Regions from separate parts of the Homo sapiens genome. Here all the other regions are linked to region 1. The links are chromatin loops, found by intact Hi-C in ENCODE. Cell type or tissue: PC-3. All regions are shown on one strand. Region 1 holds the start of LINC02595 (long intergenic non-protein coding RNA 2595). Region 2 has its middle 120 kb from the start of LINC01186. Region 3 has its middle 49 kb from the start of LINC01186. Region 4 has its middle 140 kb from the start of LINC01186.

Evidence for each region. Peaks named below come from ENCODE experiments on the same cell type or tissue, not always from the same donor. Only the 100,000 strongest peaks of a DNase experiment are listed, where the experiment ranks them.
Region 2: a loop joins it to region 1, with 7 times the contacts of the local background. A loop is called at or near these places in 3 of 110 quality-filtered maps.
Region 3: a loop joins it to region 1, with 5 times the contacts of the local background. A loop is called at or near these places in 12 of 110 quality-filtered maps.
Region 4: a loop joins it to region 1, with 5 times the contacts of the local background. A loop is called at or near these places in 2 of 110 quality-filtered maps.

What each region holds. Positions count from the first base shown.
Region 1 is chrX:45,847,538-45,852,537 of GRCh38, reverse strand. LINC02595 (long intergenic non-protein coding RNA 2595) reads left to right here and starts at 1,048. Exons shown (of 3, transcript NR_125365.1): 1 at 1,048-1,184; 2 at 3,066-3,163; 3 at 4,325-4,464. In PC-3, a CTCF peak has its summit at 3,063; DNase peaks (open chromatin) are centred at 637 and 3,107; H3K4me3 peaks cover 4,809 bases; H3K27ac peaks cover 4,018 bases.
Region 2 is chrX:46,207,187-46,212,186 of GRCh38, reverse strand. No RefSeq gene overlaps it. Among named protein-coding and RNA genes, the nearest start is that of LINC01186, 120 kb to the left of the region's middle. In PC-3, no CTCF peak of the experiment used is centred here; DNase peaks (open chromatin) are centred at 2,196 and 3,506; H3K4me3 peaks cover 545 bases; H3K27ac peaks cover 3,085 bases.
Region 3 is chrX:46,374,624-46,379,623 of GRCh38, reverse strand. No RefSeq gene overlaps it. Among named protein-coding and RNA genes, the nearest start is that of LINC01186, 49 kb to the right of the region's middle. In PC-3, a CTCF peak has its summit at 2,886; DNase peaks (open chromatin) are centred at 2,903 and 3,633; H3K27ac peaks cover 2,084 bases.
Region 4 is chrX:46,182,835-46,187,834 of GRCh38, reverse strand. No RefSeq gene overlaps it. Among named protein-coding and RNA genes, the nearest start is that of LINC01186, 140 kb to the left of the region's middle. In PC-3, no CTCF peak of the experiment used is centred here; DNase peaks (open chromatin) are centred at 1,114, 1,524 and 2,864; H3K4me3 peaks cover 458 bases; H3K27ac peaks cover 3,668 bases.

The sequences.
Region 1 (5,000 bases):
TTTATTATCTCTTGGCTTTAAAAAAAATTCTGTCCTTTGCCAGATCTGAAAATGCTGCCAACCTGGAAGAAAAAGAACCCATTTTTCTAAACAACCTCATTTAGTAATTTCCATGAAATTGACATTTTAGAACTATGACAAAAAGCCAAATTAAAACTCAGGGGTTCCTAATCCCTAAATTCTGAGTCCGTTTTAAGAAATACCTAAAATACACTTTAAAACGAACCAATTAATATAATTACCGTGGGTTTAAATAACACATACACACTGGATTTGTTTCTGTAAAACACAGCTGTTCTGTTATTTACATTTTGCTATTTTTTAAATTAGAAATATGGCTTTATATATTGTACATATATGTAAAGTAACTTTTTAAAAAGAGTGAATCTGTTGTCTTCTGCCATCATTACATTAAAAAAAAAAAAACCCAACCACCCTACAGCCAATTAACTTGGAAATCTTATATTCAAGCTTCTGAATATTACTGCGGTTGTAGCAAGGGAAGCAGCACATCCAGGTAGTTAATGTAGAAGAAACAGGGCACAGGCAGCAACTTGCATCCCCTGGCAATTCACATGGTAATTTCTTCGCTTCCACTCTCAGGCTCACTCCACCTTGCTTCACCAACCCCCCTCCCCCTAAGACACGAGGCACCCTCTGGGCCACGGAAGGTGCCATGCGGGGAGACGCCGGAAGAGCGGGGGCAGAGTGCACGGTTCCCACACCCTTAGCCGCGGGCGGCCGCCGCGGGCCCCAGGAGTGGGGAACCGGTTGGGAGAGCGGGGTTGGGGGCGGACCCCAGGGCCGCACCCCTGGTCCCCCCCATCCCCTTTCTACCGCCACAGACCCAAGAACCCGAAATCTGCGGCACGAGGCGCGGCGCCCGCAGCCCCCGGCTGGGCCCCGGCGGGGATGGGCGGGCAGGGGGCGGAGCGCAGCGCAGCGCGGGGCGGCGGGAAAGGGGCGGAGAGGATAGCTTGGGCTCTGGCGGGCCGCGGGACTGGCAGAACCTGCGGGCGAGGTGGGTGGCTCGCCAGCCGGGACGAAGGGAAATGAGGACCACCGCTCCGGGGCGCGAGTAGGCGCGTGGAGTCCGGGGGCTCAGCCGCCGCGCCTCTTCCTCCTGCAGCTGGAGACTGCAACAGCGGCGGGTGCACCGGCAGCAGCGACGACCCTGCGCGCAGGTGGGCACCCCCGAGCGCGGCGCTCTGCCCGCTCCCCCGGCCACCGCGGGCCGGACGCCCGCTCTTCCAGGCCACTGCGCTTGGGGGCGAGGGCTGGGTAGGTCCAGGGGCAGAAGGAAGGTGCACGGCCCCGTGGTGGGCGCGCTTCTGCGCGCGCGCTGTGGTAGGTGGGAAAGAGGTGCAGAAAAGCTGCCTCCCTTAGGGTTCACTCCCTCGGTTCCACTGTCCCCACCCCACCCCTTCTGAGGAGCTGGGCACACCGGTGGGGCTTTGGAAAACTGCGATCTCCTACCCGCCCCGCAGTATCGGTGGCGTGTGCAGGTTGCCCTTCTCTTCACAGTCCACACCCAGCAACCATCAGGACGCCCCCTGCTCCCGGCCCGAAGACTGTAGGGACCATGGGAGGAGAGAGTGGTGGCTGGACCGGTCGGGGCGTGTGCGCGGAAGGCTGGAGTTGCTTGAGTATTGTCTGCCGGGGCCGGCGCTTGCGTCAGGGTGCTCCCTCGCGCTTTCGGGGGTAGGGAATGGGTTTGCTGAACTTACTCTGAGGGCTGATTCTGCACATGCCCTTGGCGCCTTGTGCATGTTTGGACAAGGGTTTAATGGAGGCACGTGGGAGCAGTATCGATCTCTGGCGGGTCCCCAAAGACCCTCTTGGGATAGTCCAGAGCGTGTTCGGGGTTGAGAGCGAAAGGAGAGTGTTCCGTGTGAATGTGCGTCCTAGGGAGGAGGAGGACAGTGTCTCAAGGAGACTTGATTTTCTTTTATTTGCTGCAATTCCGTAAACCAAATCATGCTTTCGAGGCGTTAAAGTAAATTACTGGTAAGTGGGGCGGATCTCTGCTGGGGATAAAGAAGCTCCCGGGTTTGCGGGGTAGCGGGCCTGGCTGGCGTGCACGCTCGGTGGCTTTTGGCGCTGTCTCGCCTAGGTAGTGGGGGTGGAGGTGGTGGTGCTTGTGTCTTTGGCTTAAGGTGCTGGAGCCGGGCTTACTTGTCCTAGGTAGACTGTGGGACTTGGAGGAGGTAAAAAAGCTTCGCGGCGCGGTTATTCGCAATTAACTCCAGAAATCTCAGTGTGTGTCTGTCGGTCGGTCTCTCTCTGTCTCTTTCTCTCTCTCTCTCTCTCTGTCTCTGTCTCTCTCTCTCTCTCTCTCTCACACACACACACACACACACACACACACACACACACACTCGCACGTCTCATGGCTGCTTGGATTTGCCGATAGTTGTTCATGAATTTTTATTCCTGTTTGTTCATTTCCTGACTTTTTTTTTTTTTTTTTTTTGGAAAAAGGACCTACCTGTATTAAAATCCGTGGGGTTTCAGAAAGACCCTTCCGCAGTCATTCATATTCAAATCAAGGATAGGGCATTTTGATGAAAATACCCCACCAAACTGCTGTTTGGATTGGACAAAACTGTAGTTCAGGTTAGAATTACTGTTATTTTAAATAGACATCTTACAACCTTGTGGTAAAGTAACCTTAGCCTGAATCGCCCCTGATCTTTCTTTGTGTCAATTTACAGAATTCTGAATTACAGATGAACAAAGCGGTGAAGTTTTCTTTTAATTTTAAACGACAGGTCTTGAAATGGCTGTAAGTTGAGTTCTGCGACTCCATCTCTTTAATGATCGGCTCAGAGTGGTGTATAGTTGATGATCTGAGACTTACATATGTTTCAATTTCTAATCAAATAATTTATCATACCATTGGGGAGAAGGACGCCTTAGGAATTTTCAACACAGAGGAGAAAGAACATTTTTGTCTTTTGGAGCAAATGTTTTGCCACTTTTTCCCCAGATGTCCCCGTTAGATGCCTAGAAAAGATGCATTGTTGACGAATAATACATGATTTATTTCTCTTTTATGTCTACAGGTGGCAGTGTAGAAGCCAGACCGGGAGCTTCCAGAAGTGGTTTCTGAAAGAGTCAAATGTACATGAGTAAGCAAGCACAGGAATCTGAAAAACCACAGGTATGTAGGACAATTAATCCACCTATCTAGCTTTATAATTATTGCATTCCAGTAGTACTAACCCATTTGCTCTTATGTTCAATATTTTGACACTTATATAAATTTCTATGAAGTGAAATGTATTTTGAGGTAACCTCCGAGGAGAAGCAGGGTCTAATCTATTTCTGACAATGTATTTAAATAAAAATTCTGCATGTCATTATATTACATGACTTTTTACTGTTCTAAAAGAGTTGTTTTTCCATTGTGACCATGTGGCTTTGCATTTAACCAGTTGTTTGATATCTGCTTTTCAAAACACTTTTCCTGAAACTACATAAAACTGCCAATTGTTCTGAATAATTTCATTTGAGATAATGTTAACAGAGTCACCTGCATGAACCAATAACAATATCAGCTTAAAAATTTTTTTTATTTTTTGGCTGGGTGTGGTGGCTCACGCCTGTAATCCCAGCACTTTGGGAGGCCGAGGCGGGCGGATCACGAGGTCAGGAGATCGAGACCATCCTGGCTAACACGGTGAAACCCCGTCTCTACTAAAAATACAAAAAATTAGCCGGGCGTGGTGGCGGGCGCCTGTAGTCCCAGCTACTCGGGAGGCTGAGGCAGGAGAATGGCGTGAACCCGGGAGGTGGAGCTTGGAGTGAGCCAAGATCGCGCCACTGCACTCCAGCCTGGGTAACAGAGTGAGACTTCGTCTCAAAAAAAAAAAAAAATTTTTTTTTTTTTTTTTTTTTTTTTTTGGTGACAGGGTTTGGCTTTGTTACCCAGGTGGAGGGCAGTGGCAGGATCTCAGCTCACTACAACCTCCATCTCCTACATCCTACATCTCCTACATCTCCATCTCACTACAACCTCCCACAACACGCCGGGGTTGTTTTTGTATTTTTTGTAGAGACAGGGTTTTGCCATATTGTCCAGGCTGGTCTTTAACTCCTGGGCTCAAGCGATCTGCCTGCCCTGGCCTCCCACAGTGTTAGGACTACAGGCATGAGCCACTGCACCCAGCCAAGTATCAGCTTTTAATAAAACTGCATCTCACTGTTGAATTGACGTAACACCGATCAGAATACAGATGCATTAGGAGGCTTCTTTTAAACCAAGCCCTTCTGCTATTAACCTTCTGATGATTTTTCTCCTACTACCTTGCTGTTTTTACAGGCCCACTAATTTGCCTGCTTGACTAAAATAAGGACGAGTTATGTGCTGATGAGAGACATGTTTGTAATGTTATTCGTTGTGACACAGTTCAAAAGAATTTGCCTTTGATTCTCACTAAAATGTAAAGTTTTGCATATTAAGATCCTTTTTCAACAACTGAGCAACTCTTTATAATGAAGGGCAGAAGACGCCAAAGGGAAGAAAATATTTACCTTTGTGGGCTTTTACTTTCTTTCCTGGGAATGGTAGGCCATAGCTATTGGTATGTTTTTTTGTTGTTGTTGTTGTTGTTGTTGTTGTTTTTTGAGAAGGAGTCTCTGTCGCCCAGGCTGTAGTGTAGTGGCATGATCTCGACTCACTGCAACCTTCACCTCGGGTTCAAGCGATTCCCCTGCCCCAGCCTCCTGAGTGGCTGAGATTACAGGCACCCACCACCAGGCCCGGCTAATTTTTGTATTTTTAGTAGAGATGGGGTTTCACCATGTTGGTAAGGCTGGTCTCCAACTCCTGACCTCGGGTGATCCTCCCGCCTCGGTCTCCCAAAGCGCTGGGATTACAGGCATGAGCCAGCGCCTACCACCGCTATTGGTACTTTCACACGGATGCTAAAGTTATTGTGCTGGCCGTGTTAAGGGTCAGGCATCAAAATGGCCGCTCAAGAGAATGAAGCTTTCTC
Region 2 (5,000 bases), 360 kb before region 1:
GATATCTCGCCAAAAAGATATACTAATGTTCTGTAAGCACATGAAAAAGATGCTCAGGCTCATTTGTCATTAGGGAAATGGAACTGAAAATAACATTGAAATACCATTTTATACTCACTAGAATGGCTATAATAAAAAAGACAGACAATAAGTTTTGGCAAGGATGTGGAGAAACTGGAATCCTCATATATTTCTGATGGGAACATAAAATGGTACAGCCAGTTTGGAAAACAGTTCGGCAGGTTCTTAAAAAGTTAAACATAAATCTACCATATAATCCAGCAATTTCACCCCTAGATATCTATCTAAGAGAAATGAAAATGTGTCCATGGGGAGACTTGCACACAAATGTTCATAGCAGCATAATTCATAATAGCTAACCCAAATGTCCATCAACTTTTGAATGATTAAACAAAATGTGATATATCCATATAATGGAATATTATTCAGCAATTAAAAGGAACAATGAACTGATGCATTCAACAACATGGATGCAACTCAAATACTATGCTAAGTGAAAGAAGCCTGTCACAAAAGTCCACATAATGTATGGTTCTATGTATATGAAATGTCCAGAAAAGACAAATTTATAGAGAGCAACAGTAGATTATTGGTTGCCTGGGCTGCAGTAGGAATGAGAAGTGACTGCCAAATGGTCATGAGGGATCTTTTTGGGGTGAAGGAAATATTCTAAAGTTGGTTTGTGATGATAGTGGCACAACTCTATAAACATAAGAAATAGCCAGAAGCAGTGGCTCACGCCTGTAATCGTAACACTTTGGGAGGCTGAGGCAGGGGATGACTTGAGCCCAGGAGTTTGAGATTGCAGTGAGCTATGATCATACCACTGCATTCCAGCCTGGATGACAGAGCGAGACTGTCTAAAATAAATAAATAAATAAATAAATAAATAAATAAATAAATAATAATAATATATATATGTATATACACACATACATATAATATTATTAATGTGTATACTAAAAACTGGTGAATTTTATGGTATGTAAGTTATACTTCGACAAAACATTTTCTTTAAAAAAATAGGACAAAAAATGAATTCTTCCCCTCTCCACTTATAAGATAATACTTTCTTGGGGAAAAGCATTATAGATCCTATTCTAATACCAGCTCTTCCCCAGGATGAAATTGGAGAACAAGCTTCAAGAATACATGAGAAAGGGCCAGGCACAGTGGCTCACGCCTGTTAATTCCAGCATTTTGGGAGGCTGAGGCAGGCAGATCACCGGAGGTCAGGAGTTCGAGACCAGCCTGCCCAACATGGTGAAACCCCATCTCTCCAAAAGTACAAAAATTAGTTGGGTGTGGTGGCACATGCCTGTAATCCCAGCTACTTGGGAGGCTGAGGCAGGAGAATTGCTTGAACCAGGGAGGCAGATGTTGCAGTGAGCCGAGATTGTGCCACTGCACTCCAGCCTGGGCAACAGAGCGAGACTCCATCTCAAAAAAAAAAAAAAAAAAAAAAAAGAATACATGAGGGGAAATGTTTTCCAATAATGTAGACAGGAATTCACATGTTCAGTCATTTATTCATCATGTTAGCACAGAGTTCCCATACTATGGTTAATTTCGTAAGTCTGTCAGAGATTTTTAAATAGTATACGCAGTTTTATATACAACATCAGGTGCAATAATAAACCTGGCTAAATTCTGTATTACAAGCACGCAAGCAGCCGTTACTGAAACATTTTTATTGCCAAAGGTACATATGGACCCATTTTTAGCTGTCCTTCTGGTGAGATGAGCTCTCACAGGGCAATGATGTTGCTAAGAGGCATATGCTTCTGACTTGCTGGGAATTAAAAAAGAGAAAATATATTTGAATAAAACTAAACTTTGTGGTCTATTTATCTCCCACCAATTTGTTAAAGAATACATCTTCTGGTTCATATTCACTTGTATTAGTATTTTCTCTAAGAGCGTATTTGTGAATTTTTCCTTAGAACACTCCATTTCATTCCCCTGTTCTCCAAACAGTATTCCTTCTCCCTCTCTCCCTGCTTGTTAAGTATGTGTTAACCTTTGACGCCCTCCCCTCCATAATGCCTCCAGTTGTATAGGTTTATTTTGGACACAAAATAAGTGTGACTACCTCCTGAATGAATGAAAGTGGGTGGTTTTATCACCTGGGTAAACCTTGCACATTCTGTGGTTATGTAAACGTGGATAACCTTTATGGTTTCCTTTAACATGTACATATTCTTTCTTTTTCTCCCCTCCCATTGCTCTGAGCACATCCTAAGGAATGGGGAAAATCAGGTTCTGAAAATTCTTTTTACCCCTTTCGTTATTGACATTTTACATGATTTCCTTCCACCCTCAGGTGTAGGAATGCGGGTAACTGACAGGCTGTTCTGCAAGAGTGTGGGCATAGGATAAACCTGGAACATTGCTGAATTAAGTTATTCTGGGAGTAACTGTAAACAATAGAACTTCTTAAATTATGGTTTACTAAATTTGAATCACTATCCATTCATTGGGAGATTATTTGGCTAATAATTGTTTTAAAAAGATCATAATTTTTAAACTTTCTCCAAAGTTCATTTTTGAAACAGACCTATACTGTTAGAAGGTAACTAAATATGGGAACCCTAAATAATAATGGCATCCATGAAAAACTGGAGTTGGTTATTGTCGATACATTCTTTGCATAACCTTATAACACTTAACCATAAATAATTTTACTAGAACCTGGACTCTTGGGAGTAATCTTATGAAGCAGTTCTGTGTGGTTAGTAAAAAACTGCCCACCTATTTGGTTTCTGCCTCATGCTTTATAATCATCTGATCAGTGCTGCATGCTGAGTTCTACCCTATCTATACACATGCCTAATGTTTCACATGATATGAAATGTGGCAAACATTCACAGTGGATTTTGTGAGACACATACTATAGGAAACTTTCTTACACCTGTAATCAGGCATAAGTACTAGGGGAAAAGTGAAAGCTTTCAAATAGTGCTGCCTCTAGTACTAATAACATTGTTGAGCATTCAGGATTAGTTTGTTCAGCCTAGTGTAATAATTAATGTGTTTAAGTATGGTATAGTTGGGGGAGGTTTCTTCTCTAATCCATTGTTATTTGAAACCCTAGTCAGACATTTGAGAATTTGAAAGGACCCCTAAAGGCTTTTGTCTTAAATGTCTTTTCGCTTAAAAAAGAAAAAAAGAAAAAGAATAGATTTTAGTTTTAAACAAGAGAACACTGATCCATTTATGCCATTGTTTAAAATATTTTCTGTCATGTTAGTTGATGCCCTGAATCACTTTTAAAACTTCCCTTATTAAGTCATAGTTTATCCAGAAAAAATATAGTAAATCCTGAAGTGTCTGAAGTTTCCTTATATTTCCCAATGATGGATTTGAATAGGCTTTTAGCATGGTACAATTATTACTGGCTTCAGCGCAACTATATCACTAGGTAGCAAGTCTTGTGGCTGCAAGTGTCTTTGTTCTAAGGAATTGTACAATGAAAATATGATCTAATAAGGTAGTTATTCATTTACCACTTCCTGCTCATCAGCCCCAGCTTAGTGCTCAAGGCCCGCATGTTTCTAATTTCAATTTCAACTGCTGCAGAAGAGGCTTACTATAAAAAGAATTTAGAGTTAGCCAGGACTATTCTGGTGCCACAGACAAATTCTCACAATGCCACAAATAATGTAGCAATAAAGCAGGGACTATAATATGCTGCTATAGTTTAGTAGGTTGAATGGAGGTGAGGAAGTGGTGACAAGTGACTAAGGTGAGAGAAAGTTAAAGAGTGGTTGAGGTTGCAGAACTCTCCTTTAGTAGAAGACTGGCTTGATTTGATTCAATCTTCTGTTTCCTCCTTATGGACTTTCCTATTTGCCCCTCATTCCCTTGATCCTTCTTGTCCCTCCCATCTCCTTACCTTGAGTTGGTCATTTTCAGTTCTAGGGGCTCTCAAGCACTGCCATGGGGGACTGCATTGGTTGGTTCATCTTTCTACCCAGGCATACATTCATTCATTCACTAAACGCATACCAAGCGCCTCTTCTGTTTGTGGCTCTGTGCAAGGCACTAGGGATCCACCCTGAGTAGGACAGTTTCTGCCTTATGGAGAGACTAGAAGTAGGACCCCACAATTCGGATGAAGTAAATGGCTTCCAACCTTCAAAGAACTGCTTGCTGTAGTTTGGTTTGATGCATACTGGGTTTGGTTTGATTGCTAAAGGTGTGCAGATATATCTGTTATTCCTTCTTAAACTTATATCCTCAAAGGAGAGTGACAGCTTTCAGAGCAGAGACCTTTAGTGTCTCCATCTAGGACATTCATAAAAAGTAAGTCTGTGAGCCAAGAATAAATCTGAATTTTTTATTGAGGACTTGAGATCAGAACAGATCAAATGTTAGACTAACATCAGAACTAAAGATGACTGTCACAGTGTGAGGCCACCAGGGATGAGACTCTGAGATGGAGATCAGCATATAGGGTGTTTATTAGGAAGTGCTCTTGGAGCCAATACCTGTAGAAAGAAGGGGATGGAAACATGACTGGTTAGAGGGAGAGGTTAAACTGCTGGTCCCAATGAAGGCCTTGGCTGATCTTCTGGGAAGCTCTGGTATTAGGATGGCTCTTTAGAGCCGTCCCAAATTGAGGCAAGGGAGCTAGGCCTTTATACCAGCTGCATTGTTTAGACATTGGATGTGTGTTGCCCCTGTTGGACCTTGGGTATTTTTTTAGCCAAGGCAAGCCCTGAAAGTGGCTGAGAGCAGAGAGTGATCAACGGGCAGTACTAGCAGCTGGGAGAATAAGTTCTTCATTTCTGAAGGAGGATCTGGGCAGCACATTACAGGGTTCATTCACCACAACCACACCCAATCAGTGCTAGAGGACACTATGACAATTTACCTAGATCCAACAAAGCCAAGGGGTTCAGGCTACCTAGGAAGGACGTATCATTCCCCACTAGCCATTTGGAATGGTACAGTTAAAATATCTAACAAGTAAATTT
Region 3 (5,000 bases), 530 kb before region 1:
AACATATTCTCTGCCTTCCAGGGGCTTTTCATCAGGAGAACCAGAGGCAGGAGTGCCTGTAATCTGAGGCAGCCAATGAAAGTGTTAGAGAAGAAGACAAACAAGGGAAAAGAAGACATAAACAAGAGACTGACTTTGTGAGGATCATCTGCGATGGGTTGTGGAGAAGGAATGAATGATGCATAGAAAGAAATGATAGTACATAAATGGGTAAGGATATCAGAAAAGGACATTTCTCACAAGGTGAACATCATTCATTTAAAACTGGTCTGATTGTCCCATAGAACTAATATTTATGGTTTTTTAAATAAATATAGAAATTGACCCTCCCTGGTCTTAAAATTAGAAACTTACATTTGTCTCATCTGAGTTCGTTCCTTAGGAAACCGACCCTCAGGCAAGGGACTGAAACTCATCAGATCACTGCATCTGGACAATGAGATGCCAGACCCCTCATCCATCATCATTGCTTTCTTTCCCCTCCTTAATTCCTGTTTTCCCACCTTCCCTACTATATAAAACCCCCAGTTGGAGAGATGGGTTTGAGACTTTATCTGTCGTTCTCCTTGGTCACAGCACCCAATTAAAGCCTTCTTCCCTGGTAATACTCATTGTTTCAGTGGTTGGCGTTCTGTGTGGCCATCAGCAGGGCCTGGACTGAATCCCTGGCATTTCGGCAACACAATTAAAAAATGTTTATCACATGCCTAGGTACTGGGTATACTTTTGGTGCACCAAAGTTTCTGTCTTCATAGAACTTACATGTCAGATTGTGAAGGTATTTTGAAGAAAAAAAAATGCTCTGGTGGGTGAATGTAAGGCATTTTAGGGAAATATTGTGTTGTCTTCTGTGGCTGCTGAATAGGTTGCAGGGGGTTGGGATAGTGGGAAATCATCTGGCTTGGAAAAGTAAACAGAAGTCAGATCATGAATGGCCTTGTATGCCAAACTGAGGTGTATTTTGCTTTTCATTTTGTTTTGCTTTGTTTGTTTCTGGCTTGGCAATAGGGAACCACTGGAAGTTTTGAAGATGATCTGGGTGCTTTATGCTGTTAGACCAATGTGCTTTAGAAGATGAACTTTGGCTTAATATGAGACAGTTGGAAGAACTGGGTGAAGGGAAGGAAGCCACTTCAGAGGCAAGAGTTAAGAAGGATCTGAACTAGAATATGGGCCATTGCAACAGAAAGGGAGAGAGAAGAAAAAAATTGCAGAGATGGAATTATGGTAATTAGCAATTGATGGAACATAGAGCTGCTGAAGAGGTTTTAAGCCTGAAAGAAAAGTTATTGGCCGGGCACAGTGGCTTATACCTGTAATCCCAGCACTTTGGGAGGCCGAGGCGGGTGGATCACCTGAGGTCAGGAGTTTGAGACCAGCCTGGCCAACATGGCGAAACCTCATCTCTACTAAAAATATAAAAATTAGCTGGGTGTGGTGGCACACGCCTGTAATCCCAGCTACTTAAGAGGCTGAGGCAGGAGAATTGCTTGAACCTGGGAGGTGGAGGTTGCAGTGAGCTGAAATTGCACCACTGCACTCCAGCCTGGGCGACAGAGCGAGACTCTGTCTCAAAAAAAAAAAACAAAAAAAAAAAAAAAAAGAAAAGTTATTGCTATTGAAGAGACTGCAAGCACAGGAGGGGGAAGTTGAGGTGCAGATTATAATAGATTGTTCCAATAAGAACACGTGGACACAGGGAAGGGAACAACACACACTGGCGCCAGTTGGGGGGTGAGGGACGGGGGGAGGGGAGCATTAGGACAAATAGCTAATGCATACAGGGCTTAAAACCCAGATGACGGGGGCCGGGCACGGTGGCTCACGCCTGTAATCCCAGCACTTTGGGAGGCTGAGGCGGGTGGATCACGAGGTCAAGAGATCGAGACCATCCTGGCTAACAAGGTGAAGCCCTGTCTCTTCTAAAAACAAAAAACAAAAACAAAACAAACAAAAAAACCACCTAGATGACGGATGAAGGGTTGATAGGTGCAGCAAACCCCCATGGCACACGTTTACCTATGCAACAAACCTACACGTTCTGCACTTGTATTCTTAAAAAATAATATTAATAGGCTAGGCATGGTGGTTCACGCCTGTAATCCCAGCACTTTGGGAGGCCGAGGTGGGCGGATCACGAAGTCAGGAGTTCGAGACCAGTCTGGCCAAAGTAGTGAAACCCCGTCTCTACTAAAAATACAAAAAATTAGCCGGGTGTGGTGGTGTGTGCCTGTAATCCCTGCTACTCAGGAGGCTGAGGCAGGACAGTCACTTGAACTTGGGAGGCAGAGGTTGCGGTGAGCCGAGACCACACCATTGCACTCCAGCCTGGGCGACAGTGCGACACTCCATCTTGAAAAAACGTAATAATAACAATAATAATGATAATAGATTGTCCCACTTCCTTCCCTCTGCCAAAGGATAATCCAGAACATCACGGTGCCAAGATGTGAGCTTCATCTGGCTAAGTCCACTAAACTATTTTTTTAAGAAAAATGATTCAAACAAGCTATCTGAGCTCTGGATTTGGGATTTCTCAGTATTATTTAAAAAATAATTTTAAGCACGGTCATGATATCTTTAACAGTTTTGAAACCTTTATTTTTCCATTTTAATTTAAAATAAAAATCGCATCTGTAAAACACTGTTAAGAATGGGATATATCAGCAAATAAAAAATGGACTCAGAAGACATAGTGAATTAATGTAAGATTGACTGTGGATTTTATTTTTCACACTGATATTTTGGCTTCTATAGACTAGAGAGATACTCTGTGAGTTTTATGATGATGTTTTTCCATGTTGTATGAGTGAACCATGGCATTGTTCTTTGAACATCTGTGTAAATGGCTCTGAAAACCTGAGAGAGAATAGTCAGCCCTGAACACAGGGAGGCAATGTTGCTTAAAGAAACAGAAAGACCCGGGCTCCTGACTCTCTGCTTCTTGCCGGTTGTGTTAACTTCTATACAAATAGCTTGACAAGCTATTTAGCCCCTCAGTGCCTCTGTCTCCTCATCTTTAAGATGGAAATTAAAAATGCCTATTTCAGATGGTTGCCATGAGAGTTACATGATAAAGGGCAGGTAAAGCACTTACTTGTGTGGGGCCTGCCTTGTGGTCAGCGTCAGTGACCATTCTATTTCTGTTGGGTGTGCTCAGCTGTTGGCCCAGGAGCAGGGCTGCTGCTTACCCAGGCTGTTACTCTGTGCCTCTGCTCAGTCAACCCAGAGTATTCCTGCATTTGATTGCTTTCTGCATGTCATCAATGTAGTGATGTGGAATCGTGGTGTGAAAGCTGAAGTACCTTTTAGAGATGTTACCTTTTGTATTCTCATTTTTTCCTGTGTTACTGTGTTAGCTTCTGGCTCTTTAGGGGGGAATATTGTGTTAGCTTCTGGCTCTTTGGGGGGAAATTGTTTAGGCACAGGAAAGAGAGATTTTTTTTTTCTTGATAAGTTTTTTTTTCTCAGTAGGGTTCTGTTTCCACATTTCCAAGTATGGCTTACTTAAGCTCAGGTATTCAGCAGGTGAATCTGAGGCTGGGGTCAGGATGAGATATCTAATGACTAATACGTTATCAAAGTCTGTGGTGAGTTTATATGTCTTCCCTATGGATATTTGAACAATTTGAATCATCGTCTCCCACTGTCACTTTCTACCCTGGAAATCTGGGAGTAACCTACCAAGCGTATGTAAATTACCCAGTGATATAAAAAGCCATCCTTTTCACATTCCACAAAAAACATTGACCATCTAGCTGAAGGACTTTCCAGTTTCAGTTGCATGTTTTATAAGAAAAAAAAAATCCCTTAAACCAAATAGCTAAGAGCTAACATACAAAATGAGGCCTTTTCTCATCTCCCCTCCACTTTCACCAGCACAAGCAAAGTGGTGGTAAAATATACAAGAAAAAGTGCCTGTTTTGTAGGGTTGTTTTAAAATGTGCTCCCTTCAAGTTTCTTGGGTCCTTTTGTCCCAGTTTCCATGGGATTTAGGAAATGGTGAGCAAACATGCCCATAGCTGTTTAGGAAAAATAGCCCATAGCTATTTGCTATGGGCAGGTACTTATTTTCTTGGCCTTGTGATATGAAGAGTGTGGGAGGTCCAAGAAAGGGCTATGGGCCCTGAAGGCCATGCCATTTCAAAAACTGGATAGCTCTGGTTCAAGCAAAAAAAAAAAAGAAAGAAAGGAAAAAAAAAATCTCCGAATGCTAGAATTCCATCTTCAATTAAAAATCGATCCTCATTCCACCATTGGAGAAATAATTGGCATGATCAATCATATGGGTGTCAGTTGCCTGTCAAAGCAAAGTTGTTACTGTTGTGCTCTCCCCATCACCTTTTCAGAAAACTGGCAAATTCTACCATTCTGGGGAGCACTGCCCTCTGTGATAAAGAGAGAAAAGAGATGTATCTAGATGTGATCTAGAAGATTTTTTATGTACTATGCCTAGCTTAAATTCAGAGTACAATGTGTTTGAGGATGGTTAGCTGTGAGATGAAATTTGTAAACTTTGTGCTGTGCCCATCTCATTTCTGTACTATTTTCCACATGCTTTTTACTAGTTCTTGGTACAAGTGGAAGCAGAAAGTGATTCTGCTCACTTTCACGTGTATTAAACTGTGTTCAGCTTTCATATAGTTCTCATAACTGAGTTTTGAGACCAATATTAGCTGGTCTTTCATAGCAACGTATGTATTAATTTTCTCTTCCAACTTGATTTCACTTGCACTTTTTCTCCCTCATGAATATTCTTTGAGGATAACATTTCTACTGAAAACTCCTTATCTTCCCAGATATGTTTGTGAGAATTAACTAAACCTGTGTCTAACTCAAGAAAAAAACCCCACTTCAGTTCACTTGCTTAAGTATTTGAAAATAACTTTGCTCTTTCTTTTCAAGAAATAACTCTTTTCCCATTTTTTAAAACATTGAACTTCCTTATTAATTTCTTTGTTTATTGTGTAAGGGCCTAATTAATGACTCACAAAAAGTTG
Region 4 (5,000 bases), 340 kb before region 1:
CCTGTTCTTTGTTCTCCTGAAGGAGCTTGGTGATAAGGCAGGGGATTATTTCTTTGGCACACTTCACAGGCCCTGACTATCTGCTTGATAGTTTTGAAAAGGCCTGGTCCAGTAAATAATGATTTGGCCATCTGATGGGTGCTGTCAATGCCTAAGTGAAAGGTCTGGTGAAGGCTTTTAAGTAATTTCCATTGGTTAGCTGCAGGCAAAAGTATTTTTCCTTCTTCGGTGGCTAGCCATCCTGAGGGGAGGAAACTATGTCCTCATGAACTTCCCCATTCTATTTCTTCTGCTGAGTACTGGGGCTTGTTTTCCCAGAGAGGATTACCCCATACTAGGAGTCCTTCTATAAGCATTTCTAATGGAGGGTCCTGCCTTGCGGCTCTTTTGGCTTCAATATCCGCTTGGCGGTTCCCTTCTATTTCCTTTTCCTTTCCTTTCTAATGCCCCTGGCAGTGTAAGACTGCCACCTCTTTAGGTTTCTGTACAGCCAATAATAATCTCCTGATGTCTTCCTGATGTTTGATAGGTGTTCCCTCAGAAGTTAGGAATTCCCTTTCTCTCCATATTGCTACGTGGGCTTGGAGGACTAGGTGAGCATACTTAGAATCTGTATATATATTTACTCTTTTCTTTTCCCTAATTCTAGTGTATAATGGCTCCTGCTTTTGCTAGAATGTCTCTTCCTAACAAAGGAGTGGGGCTTTCAGGCATAATTAAAAAGACATGTGAAAAGAGTAAAGTTCCCCAGTCACAACTTAGTGGCTGGGAGAAGTTATCTAGTGACTGCCTGTCCTAGGACCCCTTGGATAGTGACAGATCTGGAGGACAGTTGTCCAGGACAGAGGAGTATGACTGAGAAGGCTGTGCCAGTGTCCAGGAGGCAGTTAACCTCCTGGACCTCAATGGTCATGCATACCCAGGGCTCTGTGAGGGTGATGGCATGGGCTGGCACTTGCCCCGGGCACCCTCAGTCCTGCTGCTGGATCATCTGATTAGTGGCTTCTGACTCAGAGGACCTTCGTCCCCTGGGGCAGTGGGCCTTCCAGTGATTCCTTTGACAAAAGGGGCATGGACGAGGGGGCCGCTTATTTCTATTCAGTCTGTCCCCAGTCTTTAAAAGAAAGCCTGATACATAGTACATGCTAAATAAATATTTGCAGAATGAGTAAGTTGCATCATGAGTGTTTCTCCTTATCATTAACAACCTATAAACATTTTAAAGACTTTTTGATCTTTTGTCATATTTTATTTAACCGATTCTCTATTATTGTACTTGTGGGGGTTTTTGGATTTGGTTTAAATATAAAACCTTGTCTCCTTAAAAATAAATTGTTGAGGACTTGGAAGGAATCATATGCAAGTCTTTCACCATTTCAACTTGGATGCACAGATAAACATCATGCCCTAACGAATCCTGGTATGTATGTTCCTGGGACAATCTGAAACATCTCTGGGCACGTTTAGTGTATCATTTAAAAGGAATGAGACTTGGTACCTGTCAAGTTCTCTGTAAATCTCACGTCTAACATGAACCACATAAGAATTCCACCAGCAATTTTTTTACTTGATAATCACTTCTAAAACAGAAACTTGGATTAGAATCAGGAAGGGATGTAAAAGAGAATGAATACATGAGGAGCAGACAGAAGGGAGATGCTGCTGGTGAAACTGGACCCTATTCCCTCCCAGTGATAGAAGAAGCTATGTAGACTGGTGTACTTTATGAATGCCATAGGCATTTTTCTCATTCCTGATGAGCAAGGTGGAAGGTTAGGTCCTTCTAAATTGTACCTGTGTGCTAGGCCAGTTAATCAAAATGTATGTACAGGACAAACACCCAAACACATTTTGTAACATTCAATCCATCCCTGATGACACAGTTGTCTTAACCATCAGAATGTCAGCGACCTGTGGAAATTTATGTGTTTATGTACATTTTCTTACAAGAATTGTTCTTACTCAGGAATGGGTGTAAACACCAGAAAGATTTTTTGATAGATATACTGTTAAGGGCATGAATCAAGAACCTCTGAACTCAAATCCTAGTTCTTCCGCTTACAAATGTATGATCTTGGACAAGTTACTTAACTTTTCAATATCTTAGATTTCCAAGGATAATGAATGTGTTACACACAATATTAGAAAATGAGATAAAGACTCTTAGGGCTTTACTGGTAATGTAACTTCCAACAGGATGAAGAAATAGATTTTTCTCTCCCTCTTTTTCAAAATTCTCACTCTACACTTTACAGCTAAATTTCTCGCAGCATGTTCCACAGAGCATGTGTTCCAAGACATGCTCAATAAAAAAGGATTACTATATACTAACTTCTCTCTTAGAGATTTGTCAAGCCAATTAGCATGCTGAAGGCTCAAGGAAATGTACACTAGAGAAAATTGGTTGACTTTGTTTAATTTGGTATTTCCCAGTCTAATTTAATGAGGAATTTTTTCTTATGATACCTCTTACTAGCTTTTCGAATGACTGTGATGAAACATATTATTAGAGTGGATCTCCTAAGGCTCCATCAGAACAGAGGATCACTGAATTTAGGAGAAATAAAGAGAATTCACAGTGAAGGTGTAATATCTCATCTAGAAAACTGGAGGTCCTAGATAATTTATAGACATGCATAGCTTGTAATGAAGTGACAATATGGCCTCCAATGTTTTAATAATCCCAAATAATTATTAATTTTATATCTCATTAATTTTTTTTCTGCTTGATATCTTTTTGTTTGTATCAGCCTCTTCTGTCATATTTTGGCTTGTTACTTATCTTTTATTTTCTCAAGTATCAACTCTTGATTCATTCAGTGTGGGTGTATATGGGTGGAGTCTCCCTTCTTCACAAAACCCCTAGGTAGTGCAGTTTTTAATAGTGGTGACTCACGAATGACAAGACTAGGAACACTTTTTAAGCATTGATTATAATGAGAGAGCAGCAAGTTATTGCTTGATGAAGTTGGATTTATTAATAGATGAGATAATCCAGTTGTTACAAAAAGTCTGACTTGTAGTTTCTTCGAAACTTCTTATAATCCTCCCTTATTTATTTACCTTTAAAATTTTTTTCTGAATCCAATCCCATCACCATAAAACTCAGAGAAACTTCTGCATCAGCACTTGATAGCTTTCCCAGAAAAACAAAGAAAGTGAATTAAAAAATATAGGCTAGCAGACCAAAAGTCCAAGTAAGACAGGAAAAATATAAAGTTCTCCTTCATCCCTCTGTGCCTCCCACAAAAAAGACCATAAAAAGGAACGTGCAAACCTTAACCCTTGTCCTCATACAAATAAGAGAAAAGCAGGAAAGAGGAATAACAAAGACATGTAAGCGCAAAATAGGAAAGGTAAATTTGAGAATTGCTAACAAATATTTTGTAACATAAAGGAAATTGTAAAATTATATAAATATGTCTGAAAAGAGAAACTGATAGAGTAAAAAATGTTTTTGACCCTTCCCCCACTAATAGATGGGGAAGAAAATCTTTTCATTGCTGATACCAAAAGACAAAGACTGCTATTGAATGTTTCATTTTTCCCCTAAAATAAGGTTGTTGTTTGCAGAAACTGGAATGGGCACCCCCTCCTCACAAAAACAAACTGAAAATAAATAAAAATAATGCACTGTAGCCTTGTCACATCAGGACCTATACAATTCCAATCTGTAATGGGGCTTTTCTCTAAATATTATCCATTAATTTGTTTCTAGTAATGTTCAATTAGGTTATTTGGACCAATCTTTTTGCAGGGAGAAAACCCTATATATTATGGATAAAATGCAAGAAATAAAATGTTTTTAAAAAACATTGAAAAGCTGAAAGAGAGTGAAGAATTTCTAGGGCAAACTTGAAGGGAAAGCAGGAACCCAGAGAGGTACGGGGAGCCCAGAGGCCATTGAAGGTCTTTGCCAATCTGGAGAAATTGGAACTTTAACAGCCAAGGTGACATCGCCTGCCCAAGGTGGGGAGTCTAAGAGGAGATCTTCTCCATTTTAAGCTGAAATTCCAAAGGGCTCTACCGTTCAGTCAGGGTGAAGCAGAAGTAAATTGGGCTTTGAATGTACTGTTAGCTGAAATTGACATCTTTTGAAATGCCAAAACAAGCCCAAACCCCTCAAGCGTTGAATTTAGTCTGAGTGATTTTGAACAGATAGTGTCTTCAGATATTTGGCTTTAGCAAATGTGCATTTTCTTTTGAAGAAGTACCTTTCATACCAGAACTCAAATTTTTTCCTACAAATAATTTTTCAAAAATATTTTAGCATCAAACAGTGCTATTCACACAAAAAGAAAGCACGGTGCATGAGGACAAACAGAAATAATAGACAACAAAACAAAATTCACGAAGTCTCCAGATACTGGAATTATCAGTCAAGGGTTGTAAAACAACTATGCTTTCAATATTTACATAAATAAAAGACAAAGTATCTGTGCAAACAGGAAACCTTATAAAGTGACAACAGATTTGGAAAAGAACCAGATTTCCAACAGATTTGGAAAAGTTATAACTTCTAGAAATGAATATATATATGGATATATGATAATGTATAAAATTATTAGCAGATTACTCATGGATAAAAAGATAACTGGTGAATTTGAAAATAAGTCTGAAAAAATTATCCAGAATTCAACACAGAGAAAATAAAGGATGGAAAATAAAACAAGAGATTAAGAGACATGGGGTGATAGAGAGAAAACATCTAACAATCATTCGTGTAGAATCCTAAAGTACAATAGAGAGAGAATGAAAATATAGTAAAAATTTTCTACAGCTGATGAAATACATTAACCCACAATTCCAGAAGCCCCTTAATTTCAAGTGAGATATTTAAAAATATTTCTACCTACCCCTAACAGTGAAAATGAAGAACAGCAAAGACAAAAGGAAAACAAAAATGTAGGCCCAGAAAATAAGACAGATGACATTCAAAAGAGTGGCATTTATACTGATAGTTGACCCCTCAATAGCAGCAATGGAAGGCAGATGGAAGT